4 separate regions of the Homo sapiens genome follow, and regions 1, 3 and 4 are each linked to region 2. Evidence: chromatin contacts called from ENCODE Hi-C or POLR2A ChIA-PET data. All regions are on one chromosome and are shown on one strand. Each heading gives the region's core, a stretch centred on a gene start or an enhancer-like site at or near the end of the contact. The rest is flanking DNA. Distances are from core to core; before and after follow the strand shown. Region 1 overlaps GRK3 (G protein-coupled receptor kinase 3). Region 2 has its middle 55 kb from the start of MIR6817. Region 3 holds the start of KIAA1671. Region 4 overlaps GRK3 (G protein-coupled receptor kinase 3).

Evidence for each region. A loop is a pair of places that touch in the nucleus more often than their neighbours do. ChIA-PET counts read pairs that join two places held with the same protein, here RNA polymerase II (POLR2A). Pooled maps may share reads with other maps.
Region 1: a pooled map shows a loop between it and region 2 (4-fold over the local background). The contact joins two enhancer-like sites. A Hi-C loop is called at or near these places in 1 of 168 maps with a recorded cell type or tissue (left cardiac atrium), 1 of 37 single-sample maps with no recorded cell type and 8 of 50 pooled maps. POLR2A ChIA-PET finds 5 or more read pairs at or near these places in 1 of 52 experiments (A673).
Region 3: a pooled map shows a loop between it and region 2 (3-fold over the local background). The contact joins the promoter of KIAA1671 here to the enhancer-like site in region 2. A Hi-C loop is called at or near these places in 6 of 50 pooled maps.
Region 4: a pooled map shows a loop between it and region 2 (5-fold over the local background). The contact joins two enhancer-like sites. A Hi-C loop is called at or near these places in 3 of 37 single-sample maps with no recorded cell type and 5 of 50 pooled maps.

The regions. Positions count from the first base shown.
Region 1 is chr22:25,699,800-25,702,562 of GRCh38, reverse strand. All of the region lies in intron 13 of GRK3 (G protein-coupled receptor kinase 3), which reads right to left. Among named protein-coding and RNA genes, the nearest start is that of MYO18B, 41 kb to the left of the region's middle. Within about 2 kb of position 1,387, at least 5 of the 41 ENCODE cell types and tissues checked have a DNase peak (open chromatin) inside an H3K27ac peak, as active enhancers do.
Region 2 is chr22:25,399,607-25,402,306 of GRCh38, reverse strand. It overlaps the pseudogene LRP5L. Among named protein-coding and RNA genes, the nearest start is that of MIR6817, 55 kb to the left of the region's middle. RefSeq lists enhancers at 1,051-1,230, 1,341-1,440, 1,601-1,660. Within about 2 kb of position 1,311, at least 23 of the 41 ENCODE cell types and tissues checked have a DNase peak (open chromatin) inside an H3K27ac peak, as active enhancers do.
Region 3 is chr22:24,951,356-24,954,055 of GRCh38, reverse strand. KIAA1671 reads right to left here and starts at 1,340. Exons shown (of 13, transcript NM_001145206.2): 1 at 1,284-1,340. RefSeq lists a silencer at 1,274-1,523.
Region 4 is chr22:25,655,563-25,658,262 of GRCh38, reverse strand. The region is part of intron 3 of GRK3 (G protein-coupled receptor kinase 3); the gene reads right to left. Among named protein-coding and RNA genes, the nearest start is that of MYO18B, 85 kb to the left of the region's middle. Within about 2 kb of position 1,267, at least 3 of the 41 ENCODE cell types and tissues checked have a DNase peak (open chromatin) inside an H3K27ac peak, as active enhancers do.

The sequences.
Region 1 (2,763 bases), core at 138-2,637, 300 kb before region 2:
CTAAATTACCATGGTTTATTTTTCATTTTGAAAATTAAAGGGACACATATGATTGACTTTTCTTATAACAAGATGTGCCTACAAAGTAGTCATCTTATAAATTTATTTATAAGGCATATATGACATAATCTGAGGCAGGCAGGATATTATGCAAAATATTTTAATATTAACTCCATAAAATGGATTAGAATGTTGAACACATAAATCAGAGATTCTAAAAAAGAATTAAAATGCCACTTATCTTGCACTGCTACTTACTGCTACTGAGCTGGTCATCCTACTGAATTAATTAGGTTATACATTGAACTATCTTTTGAGATTATTACATTTCAGGCCATTTATTGTCTGAAACACTTTAATTTTCTTTTTGTACAAGAGAGGGCACTCTAGTCCTTTATTTCCTTCCATATCATGCAGTGAAACACAAACTAATTGCCATCTCTTAAAAGCATTAATTTGGGAAAAAAAAAAAAGATCAAAACAAGGTAAATTAGCACCCAGCAAGCATTTGTTAACTTTTAAAACAGATTTTGATTGGAAATATTCTTTTTGCCTTATTTCCAAGGAAAAAATGTACAATTACCACATTTAAAAAGCAGATATAAAAGCAAACAATATCTGTTATTTATAATTTTTAAAAACATACTTGTATCATTCTTTTATACAAAATGCACAGAAATATTAACATGTTTGAGGTTGCAGAGAAAAGGAATGAAAGTTTATCAAATCTTATGAAAACCTTAGTCTCCCTGCTTGACACTTAGCTGTTTCCACCCGACGATGTTCCTTAATGTATAAAAAGGGATTAAGTGAAGATCTCCTGGTGTTTTGACAAATCCCTCGGACCTGGCTCCTGCGTGCAAAGCCAGAGGACCCCACTCCTGCATCTGGTCCCGATGTACTTGCAGCCTGCTGTGTTCTGACACAAGCGCTCTGTGCTAAATTTAAAAAGTCTTTCATGAGACCACAGGGAGGCTTGCGAGGGGACTTGGAGTTAAAGTTAGTGGTGCCAAAACCATTTCCAGCACATGGGCCCCATTGCTACAAATTCCATTTATAAATATAGCGATTCCATGTCCGGCTCAATGAGAAATTATCAGAAAATGCTCTTCAGCTATTCAAGTCTATGCTGCCATGTTCAGACAGTTTGGTCTTTCAAGTTGAAATCTTGATGCACATCTGTTTCCAATATATTCTTGATTATTCTTTGTGAACAAAGCCAAAGACTTGGTTTCTATTTTGAAAAACGTTAAAGAAAACCTATGATAGTAATAATCTCCATTCTGAGTGAGGCACGTGGTGTGCACAGATCCTGTGTGATCGCAGCTGCTCCCTGATGCAGCCGCTTTAAATAGGAGACAGTAACAGGCCTGTCAACAGCTTACAAGGCACGGCCAAGCTCTTCCCATGCAACATGCTGGCTGCATCAGGGAGCGTTGTGGGAAAAGAATTCACATGTCCTGTGGTCAAGTGCAGCTTTCTGAACTACAGATAGAATGGAACAGCTGCACGTTTCCCCTAAATGAGTTGGAAAATTGTTCAGGACATTATAAATGATGGGAAAACACACATCCTGCCCAAGTTAGCTCTACATCATTTTCATGGGCAAACAATGGGTTCAAAAAATTATGTGATTAAAAACTCTCACATCAAAAGTTAATTTCAAAATACCCAAAAGAGGCCGGGCGCGGTGGGTCACGCCTGTAATCCCACACTTTGGGAGGCCGAGGCAGGTGGATCACAAGGTCAGGAGATCAAGACCATCCCGGCTAACAAGGTGAAACCCGTCTCTACTAAAAATACAAAAATTAGCCGGGAGTGGTGGCGGGAGCCTGTAGTCCCAGCTACTCGGGAGGCTGAGGCAGGAGAATGGTGTGAACCTGTGAGGCAGAGCTTGCAGTGAGCCAAGATCACACTACTGCACTCCAGCCTGGGCAATAGAGCGAGACGCCGTCTCAAATAAAATAAAATAAAATACCCAAAAGATGGCATGTTATATTAAATGTGCATTTCAAACCTAAGCCAGTAGTTGCCAAAATATTTATAAACTTTCCTTTTTCCCCTCCTGGAACAAACTCAATAGCGCCAGCAGCACTCAGTTCTCCCTAGGCCACTGCCCAGGCTCTCCCTCATGTCTGACAACTCCACGGGGAGACAATCAACGGTGACAAGCTTAAGATCGAGGCCACTGTCACATCAATTGATTTCCTTAACAGACATCTTAAATCTAGGTGAAGATCATGATGGCAGCTCCACAGATTTGCAACATGGATGCATCTTCCTACACAGACGCTCTTAAGTATCTGACAAAGTCATCTGAAATAGAAGTAGTGACCAGCACTCAAAGATAGCACATATGAGCGGCTCAGTCAATCACTGTGAGTCCAGGGATGCAAAACACCTTCTGAAGCCTTGACATCTTTCTCCCATCCAGACTCCTTCTCCAAGTGCCTTGCAGTATTCTTGTAGGGGATAAAGACAAAATGAAGTGTGCAGAAAGGTGTTTCAGCAGAAGCAAGGGGGCACGCTGGTCACAGCAAGGAGGATTAAAACAGAAAACAGAGCGGCCGGGCGCGGGGGCTCACGCCTGTAATCCCAGCACTTTGGGAGGCCGAGGCGGGCAGATCACGGGATCAGGAGATCGGGACCATCCTGGCTAACACAGTGATGCCCCGTCTCTACTAAAAATACAAAAAATTAGCTGGGCGTGGTGGCGGGCGCCTGTAGTCCCAGCTACTTGGAAGGCTGAGGCAGGAGAATGGC
Region 2 (2,700 bases), core at 62-2,561:
CCTTCACCCTCGGGGCGTCCTGTGAGAGGTCCTTAGAGGCCAGATCATGCTGTGGAGTCTCACTGTGATCCAGAAGGCAGTGGAAGCTACTGGAAGGCTTTAGGCAGGACTGATAGGAAATGAAAGCTGAAGCCAGACCTTTCCTAGGTGAAAAGTGTCAAGTTGATCTTTTTTTTTTAATTGAGGTGAAACTTACATGATATAAAATTAAAGTATACAAGGCAGGCATTTAGTACATCCACAGTGCTTACAACCATCACTTCTATGAAGTTAGAAGAGATTTCCATCACCCCAAAGTAAAACCCATACCCATTGCACAGTGACTTCTCGTTCCCTCTCCCCCGACCCCCTGATGAGCACCAGTCTGCTTTCTGCCTCTATGGCTCTGCCTGTTCTGTGCATTTTGTATGAAGGGAATCATACAATACATCGTTGTTTTTTGTGGCTGACTTCCTTGGTTACTGTAATGTTTTCAGGGGTCATCCAAGTAGTCCCAGGTATGGGTGTTTCAGCCTTTTTTTTTTTTTTTTTTTTGAGATGGAGTCTTGCTCTGTTGCCCAGGCTGGAGTGCAGTGGCACAATCTCGGCTCACTGCAACTTCTGCCTCCTGGATTTAAGTGATTCTCCTGCCTCTGCCTCCCAAATAGCTTGGATTACTAATGGGTGCTCGCCACCACACCCAGCAAATTTTTGTATTTTTAGTAGAGACGGGGTTTCACCATGTTGGCAAGGCTGGTCTTGAACTCCTGACGTCAAGTGAGCTGGCAGCCTCGGCCTCCCAAAGTGCTGGGATTACAGGCGTGAGCCACCATGCCCGTCCTATTTCAACCCTTTTTGTGGCTGAATAATATTCCATTGTGTGGAGGGACCACATTATATTTGTCAGTTCATCCACTGATTGGATTGATATTGGTTGGTTGTGTCTCCCAGCCAGCATGAACAGGGCTCATGCGTCCTGGTGGAGGTGGCTGGTGGGAGGATCTGGCCTGAGACTCTCCTGCTGAGTGAGGTTCAGGAATGAGCCAGGTGATGAGAATGAGCTGGGTAGTCAGTGTTGGCCTCTGAGAGGAGGGGCCTGGGCCCTGAGAGGAGCCCTGGGAGGGCAGGGTGAGGGCCAAGTTCAGGTTACAGAAGCTGTGAGACAGCCGGACATTTGTGGTTTGAGGCCTTGGAGACAATGCGCTCTCCAAACAGGGAGTCTGTTGGGGAGGCCCTGGCAGGAGCTGGGGCTGCATCCAGCCCCTTGGCTTGGTGGCCTCGTTCACTTATTTGTTCAGGAAGCAGCAGGGTCTGGGCTCCATGCCAGGCCACCCTGGAAGGCTGTCCTGGGGCAGCGCAACCCAAGCATGAAGGGCGGAGGCGGCTGTGGCTTGCTACGAGCTGGCGCCAGGGACCCACTGGCTGGCTCCAGCTGCTCTCTGCATTCTCTTCAGCTCTGGAGAGCTGTGTGCCGGCCCTCAGCCTGAGTTTCCTCATCTGCAAAATTGGGACGATGGTGTCCACCTTGCCGGTGCTGGTGGGGTCCCAAGAGCTGTTGTCTGGGGTAAGGGAGCTGGGGGCCAAAAGCTCATGCCCTGGGGCCCCAGCTGTCCTTTGAAGAGTACCCTGAGGGTGTGACTGAGAGCCAGTCCCCAGCACCCTTGTCCAGATGGGGACCAGGAGGTGGGTGAAGGTATTTGTGGTCTGAGCTCTGTGCTGGTTGCCCCCGAGGGGGCCTAGAGCCCTGCGTTAAGAGCAGAGCCCAGCCGGGCACGGTGGTTCACGCCTGTAATCCCAGCACTTTGGGAGGCCGAGGCAGGCAGATCACAAGGTCAGGAGATCGAGACCTTCCTGGCTAACACGGTGAAACCCCATCTCTACTAAAAATACAAAAAACTAGCCGGGCGTGGAGGCAGGCACCTGTAGTCCCAACTACTCGGGAGGTTGAGGCAGGAGAATGGTGTGAACCCGGGAGGCGGAGCTTGCAGTGAGCCGAGATTGGGCCACTGCACTCCAGACTCGGGGACAGAGTGAGACTCCGTCTCCAAAAAAAAAAAAAAAAAAAGCAGAGCCGGATGCTGGCCCTATCCCTTCTTGCCCCACCTGGTTAAATGGGGGCTGCCTTCCTGGGTTGGGAGTTGGGGGGGACTTGTGCCCCTAAGCCATGCAGAGACATGTGCAGACGGGCCGCTCTTACACATGCGGGTGGCCATCCATGGTCCCTGCCCATTTCCAAGGCCCTTGTAGTGGTCCCTGTGCTCCAGGTCCAGTCTCTGGTTTCCAGTTTGTCATGGTTTGCCTGTCGCCTTGTAGGGGGCAGTTGACGCTTTGCTGGCCTGGCTCATGGTGTGCCAGAGCCTGTGGCTGCTGCGCAACTGTGCCTCTTGCTCTCACAGTGGCAGGAGCCTCATATTCTGATTGAGCCTGATGGGCTGGAGGATCCTTCACAGGGTCACTGTTCTCTGTCCCTCGTGCTTGGGATCTCCTGCCGTGGACCCCCTGGGAGGTTGTCTTGCGGGTGGGGAGATTGTGCTTTCTGGGTATTTTCTTTTTTTTTTTTTGAGACGGAGTCTGGCTCTGTTGCCCAGGCTAGAGTGCAGTGGTGCGATCTCAGCTCACTGCAAGCTCCACCTCCTGAGTTCACACCGTTCCTCTGCCTCAGCCTCCTGAGTAGCTGGGACTACAGGCACCCGCCACCAAGCTTGGCTAATTTTTTGTATT
Region 3 (2,700 bases), core at 91-2,590, 450 kb after region 2:
AGGAGAGGCCATAGACTGAGGGAGGCACTGATACTTATAGAGCCCCTACCTGTTTCATACCCTTCATTCCGATCCATCCTAGGCCAAGCCCATTTTGCCCAGAGGGTCCCCATCTGGATTCAGATAGGTTAAGTGTTTTGCCCAAGGTCACAAAAAAGGTGCAAAGAAAGTGTTTTTCTTTGTGCAACAGGTACAGTCCTTTCCCTTCCAAAAGATAATGGCTGCTCCTGGCTAGAGAAAGTTCAGTCCCGGCAGGCAGGAAGCCCTAGCCACCTAGGCGTCGCGCGGTGGAGGTCACACGCCTGCTCCGGGACTGGACAAACAGCAGGGTTTTAAGGCGCGGCGTCCCCACTCCCAGGCGAGTTTGTGCCAGCAGGGTGTGAAAAGGTCAGGCTCGGGTGGGGGTCAACGAGCCGCTTCCCATCCCGAGGGCCCCACCCGTGAGCCCGGGTGGGCCGCGCCGCCATCGGGGCGGGGACCACGCGGGCCTGCCTGGTAACAGGGGGACTGAGGCTTAATCCCATCAGGGCGCCTCCGCCCTGGGAAGACGAGCGGAGGGGGGGCGCAGGCCAGGCCGAGAGGACGTGTCCGGAGCCTCCGCGTCCGAGGGGCCCCGCGCGCCGCCCCTCTCACGCCCCCCGAACCACCGCGCTGTCCTCCGGGCTCCCCTCGACCAGGGTTCCGTCTCGCTCGCCGCCCTTGCTTCCCACTTCCACCTCCGGGGCCTCCAACCCGCACAAATGTCCAGACCCTAGCAGCTCCAGGCTGAGTAACCCAGATCTCCAGCGATCCCTCAGCTCCTAGCCACGGGATCTCTCTGAATCCATTCCCAAGGCTCAGGCTGGCATGGGAGGAGATTGATCCTCTCGCTCCCAGTCTCGAATCACCCTTCGCCGTCACCCCTGACTGGGGATCCAGTGGGACCCCAGGCCTCCAGCGCCCGATCCCCTCCAGGGATCGACTCCCAAGTCGCCAACCAGGTGGCACGTGATCCATTGGTTGCCCTGTGCGGGATCTTCCCGCGGGATCCACTCTCAAGTCTCGGGAGACGGATTCCCCGGCTCCCAAACCGGGATCCTCCCTCCCTGCAGACCCGGAGTCTGGGGAAATCCTCCGGCTCCCCGCCTCTTCCCCGGCCAACTTTGCCAACTTTTCTCCCGGGGCCTCGGCCGGGCAGAAACTTGGCGGCCCTCGCCAGCCGCCGTCACCCCCAGCTACCTCGTCGGCCGGGGACAGGAGGCGGCCAGCCGGCCCCCACTGCCCGCAGCCGCTGCGCAACCTACCGTGGAGCCACCGCCAGCCCGCGCCGCGCCGCCACCTGCCCGCAGCCCGCGGCACCTGCCCTGGGAGCCCGCAGCCCCGCGCAGCCTAGCCTGCTGGGGGCGGGGCCTCGAGCGGGGACGCGCCCCCGTCACCATGGGAACTGCCGCCGGCCGCGCCTGCGCGGAGGGGAGCAGAGCAGGCAGGACCCGAGTCCGCAGTGGCGCCTGGGCCTGGGACCTCTCCGGCGGGTCAGAGGTCACGACTCGCTTGGACACCCCTGCCGGAAGCGCTCCCGCCCCTCGAGGCCCGACCCCGCTCTGTCCAATTGGGAACTTTGCTCCGGGTACCCTCCCGCGTTCCCTGGATGTTCCCCAGTCACCAGCCAGGATCCCCCGCCACCGGCACCGACCCGCTGCCCAGCCGGCGACCCCGAGAGCCTAATGCAACCCAGGATTTCAGGAGGCGCTCCATAAATGTGGGCCCACTGACTTGCCTGGGCTGCTGGTGCCGGCCCGGGGGCGGGCAAGGTCTGTGCGCGGTGCTGGCGCCTCCTCGCGCCAAGCAAGGGCACTGCACCTGAGAGTTCGCTGGAGCGCCTACTGTGTGCGCATCCTCCTGCCATTATGTTGTGGGTGTGAGTTGTGGGGTAATGGGTACAGGAACTTGTGGACAAGTTGAGAGAATCGTAGGAAGTCGCCTCTGAAAGAGAAAATACCTGTTCTGTTATCCGTTACTCATTTCATTCAGCAGATCTTTATTAAGCACCTATTGCATGCTGGGTGCTGGAGAACCCAGTGGTGGGCAGCTGGCAAAATCCAGGCTGTTGTGCAGCTTACAGATATTCAAACAAATAATTTCACGAGTATATCAAATTGAATCTGTGACATGTGCTCCTATGGGAAATGTACAGAGCATGAATAACTGGAGGACCTAAAATCAATGTGCCTTTATTATAAGCAAGATAGACCTCAATAAAAAAAGAGAAAGAAAAGGACATCACAGGCTGCGCACGGTGGCTTGTAATCCCAGCATTTTGGGAGGCCGAGGCGGGTGGATCACCTGAGGTCATGAGTTTGAGACCAGCCTGGCCAACGTGGTGAAACCTCGTCACTACTAAAAATTACAAAAATTAGCTGGGCGTGGTGGCGGATGCCTGTGATCCCAGCTACTCGGGAGGCTAAGGCAGGAGAATGGCTTGAACCCGGGAGGTGGAGATTGCAGTGAGCCAAGAGCGCGCCACTGCACTCCAGCCTGGACGACAGAGCAAGACTCCATCTCAAAAAAAAAAAAAAGAAAAAGACATCACATTGTGTGGCTTCAGGAGGATTGGTGGGGAGACTTCTTGCCTCATTTTGCTCTTAAATTGTTGGGTGTGTGTAAGAAACAAGGGTAGCTCCTGTTCTCCACACCGTTTGCACTGCAACCCTTTTGAAGGTC
Region 4 (2,700 bases), core at 18-2,517, 260 kb before region 2:
GTTCAAGATACAAGCTAAAATTATTCTACAGATGAAGAAACAGAAAATGTGACCCATATGCAAGAGGACAAACCATCAATGAAAACCAATCCAAGATAGCCCAAATGTTAGAATTATCAGACAAGGATTTTAAAGCAGCTATTATAACTGGACATAACAGAAAGGATGTTAACAGAAAATATTCATGTAACGAATAAAAAGATAGGAAATAGCAGCAGAAAATAACTATGAAAAGAACCAGATAAAAATGTCAGAAGTAAAAAATAGAGTATCTGAAAAAAACATTCAATGGAATGGCAGATTAGAGATGCCAAAAGAAAATGCCAATAAATTTGAAGACAAATCCACAGGAAGTATCCAATCTAAAGAAAAGAAAGAAAAAATATTGGGGGAAAACTCAGACAGGGCATCCAGGATATATAGGACAGATAATATCCAAATATCAAATATATATATAATCAGTCTTAAAAGGAGAGGAAAGAAAGATTGAGGTAGAAAAATAATCCTTTAAGAAGTAATGGCCCCTAATTTTCCCAGATTTGGTAAAAAATATATATATAAATTTACAGATTCAAGAAACTCAGCAAACTCCACAAAGGATAAATACAATATCTAAAATTACTTCACTAAAAAGCAGAGGCTGTCAGAATGAGGGAAAAAAATAATCAAGACACTTTTATATCTGTCTAAAAGAAACACACTTTATATATAAAAACAAATTGATAGTAGAACGATGGGAAAAGATACCTCATGAAAATAGTAAGCATAAGACTGAAGTGTCTACATCTGTATTAATATCCAGTGAAGTCAATTTCAAGACAAAGAATATTACCAGAGATAGACACATTTCATATGGAAAGACACAACAATCAAAAATGTTTCTGTACTCAATAGCAGAGCTTCAAAAATTATGGAGAAAATGGACAAAATAAAAGAAGAAACAGACATTCTACAATCATAGTTGAAAATTTTAACACCCTTTTCTCAGCAATTGATAGAACAACTAGATATAAAATCAAAAGAGATGTAGAAGGTATCATATCAACTACCTTGACCTAACTGATACTTATAAAACATGACACCTAATACTCCTCTGTTTTAATTTTTCCACGGGCATTAGAATAAAATGTAAATGTGTTACTCTGGCCCCAAACACTCTGCCTCTCTCTTCAACCTGATCTTATCTCACACTACCTGCCCCTCTCTTCATGCAGTACAACCAGACCACACTAGTCCTGTTTCAGTTCCCCAAACATGCCCAGTTCTTTCCTACCATGTTAGGGGCTCTGTCTTGGCCACAACTTTAGCCTAAAATGCTCTCCCCCTCACCAAGCTTCCATCTTCAAAAGACCAGCCTCTTTAACATTCAAACCTGGGTTTAGATGTCATCTCCTCAGACAGTCTTTGACCCATCAATCTAAAGTGGTCACCAAGTCACAATACAACATGCTGAGTTTTGAGTAGGTTTTGAGTCATTACATAGCAGTTTTTACTTCCAGGTACATTTCCTGTTTATTATTTGTTTCTTGTCTGTTTCTCTCAACCAGAATACAAGCTCAAAGAGATAAGTTCTTTGTATCTGTTCATCTGAACAGTGTCTGGCATAATGTTGGTGTTTAATAAATATTGGTTATGCCAGGAGTAGTAGTAGCTCATGCCTATAATCCCAGCACTTTGGGAGGCTATGGGGGGAGGATCACTTAAGGCCAGAAATTCAAGACCAGCCTGGGCAACACAGTGAGACCTCATCTCTACAAAAATTTTTAAAATTAAAAAAAAAGTATCTGGGTGTGGTGGTACACCCTGTTATCTAAGCTACTCAGGAGGCTGAGGCAGGAGGATCACTTGAGCCCAGGAGTTCAAGACTAGAGGGAGCCATGATTGCACCACTGCACCCCAGCCTGGGTGACAGAGTGAGACCCTGTCTCAAAATTTAAAAAATAATAAATAAATATTGGTTGAATCAGTGAAAAAATCTATATAGTAACTTTACCTTGGAATAATATTTATTTTCTCTTTCCCATTATTTATTTTTAAATCTAGGCATAATGTACATATTTCTATAAGCTGCCTCAAAATCTAACTGGAATAAGAAGTATATAAATCAACACACAGAGCAGTAGCTGTGGGGCATCACTGTTCTATGTGTGTTGTGTATACACACAACCACCCTACAAGACAGGTACTATAATCATTCCAGTTCTTAGCTAAGGAAACCCAGGTAGAGAAAAGCTTTCCCAAGTTTACACAACTAGTAAGCAGTAGAGTTGAAATCCAGGCAGTCAGAGTTCAGCACTAGAACTTTCAACCACTATGCTGCACGTAACGGAACAGCATATTATAGACACTATGGTTTAGAAAGCAATTGTTCATCTGGTGTCCTATTTGAAACTCACAGTTAGCCTGTGAAGTAAGCAGAAGACGATCACTAGCCTCACTTTATAGATGAGGTAACTGAAGTTCAGATATGAAGCCCTCATACTATGACAGCCTCAAGTACAGGGACAGTGTCTGCATTTGTAAGCTCAGGGTCTGACATAAGGTAGATACTTCAGGGTTTGCTGAATGACTTGCCCCATATCCCACAGCAAGTAAGAGGCACCGTTGCACCTAGATCCTAGCTAGGTCTTCTGCTGATGAGTCAAATAATGGTCCAGATGAAAATGCTGACCACACACACACAAGCAGCAGGCACATGGT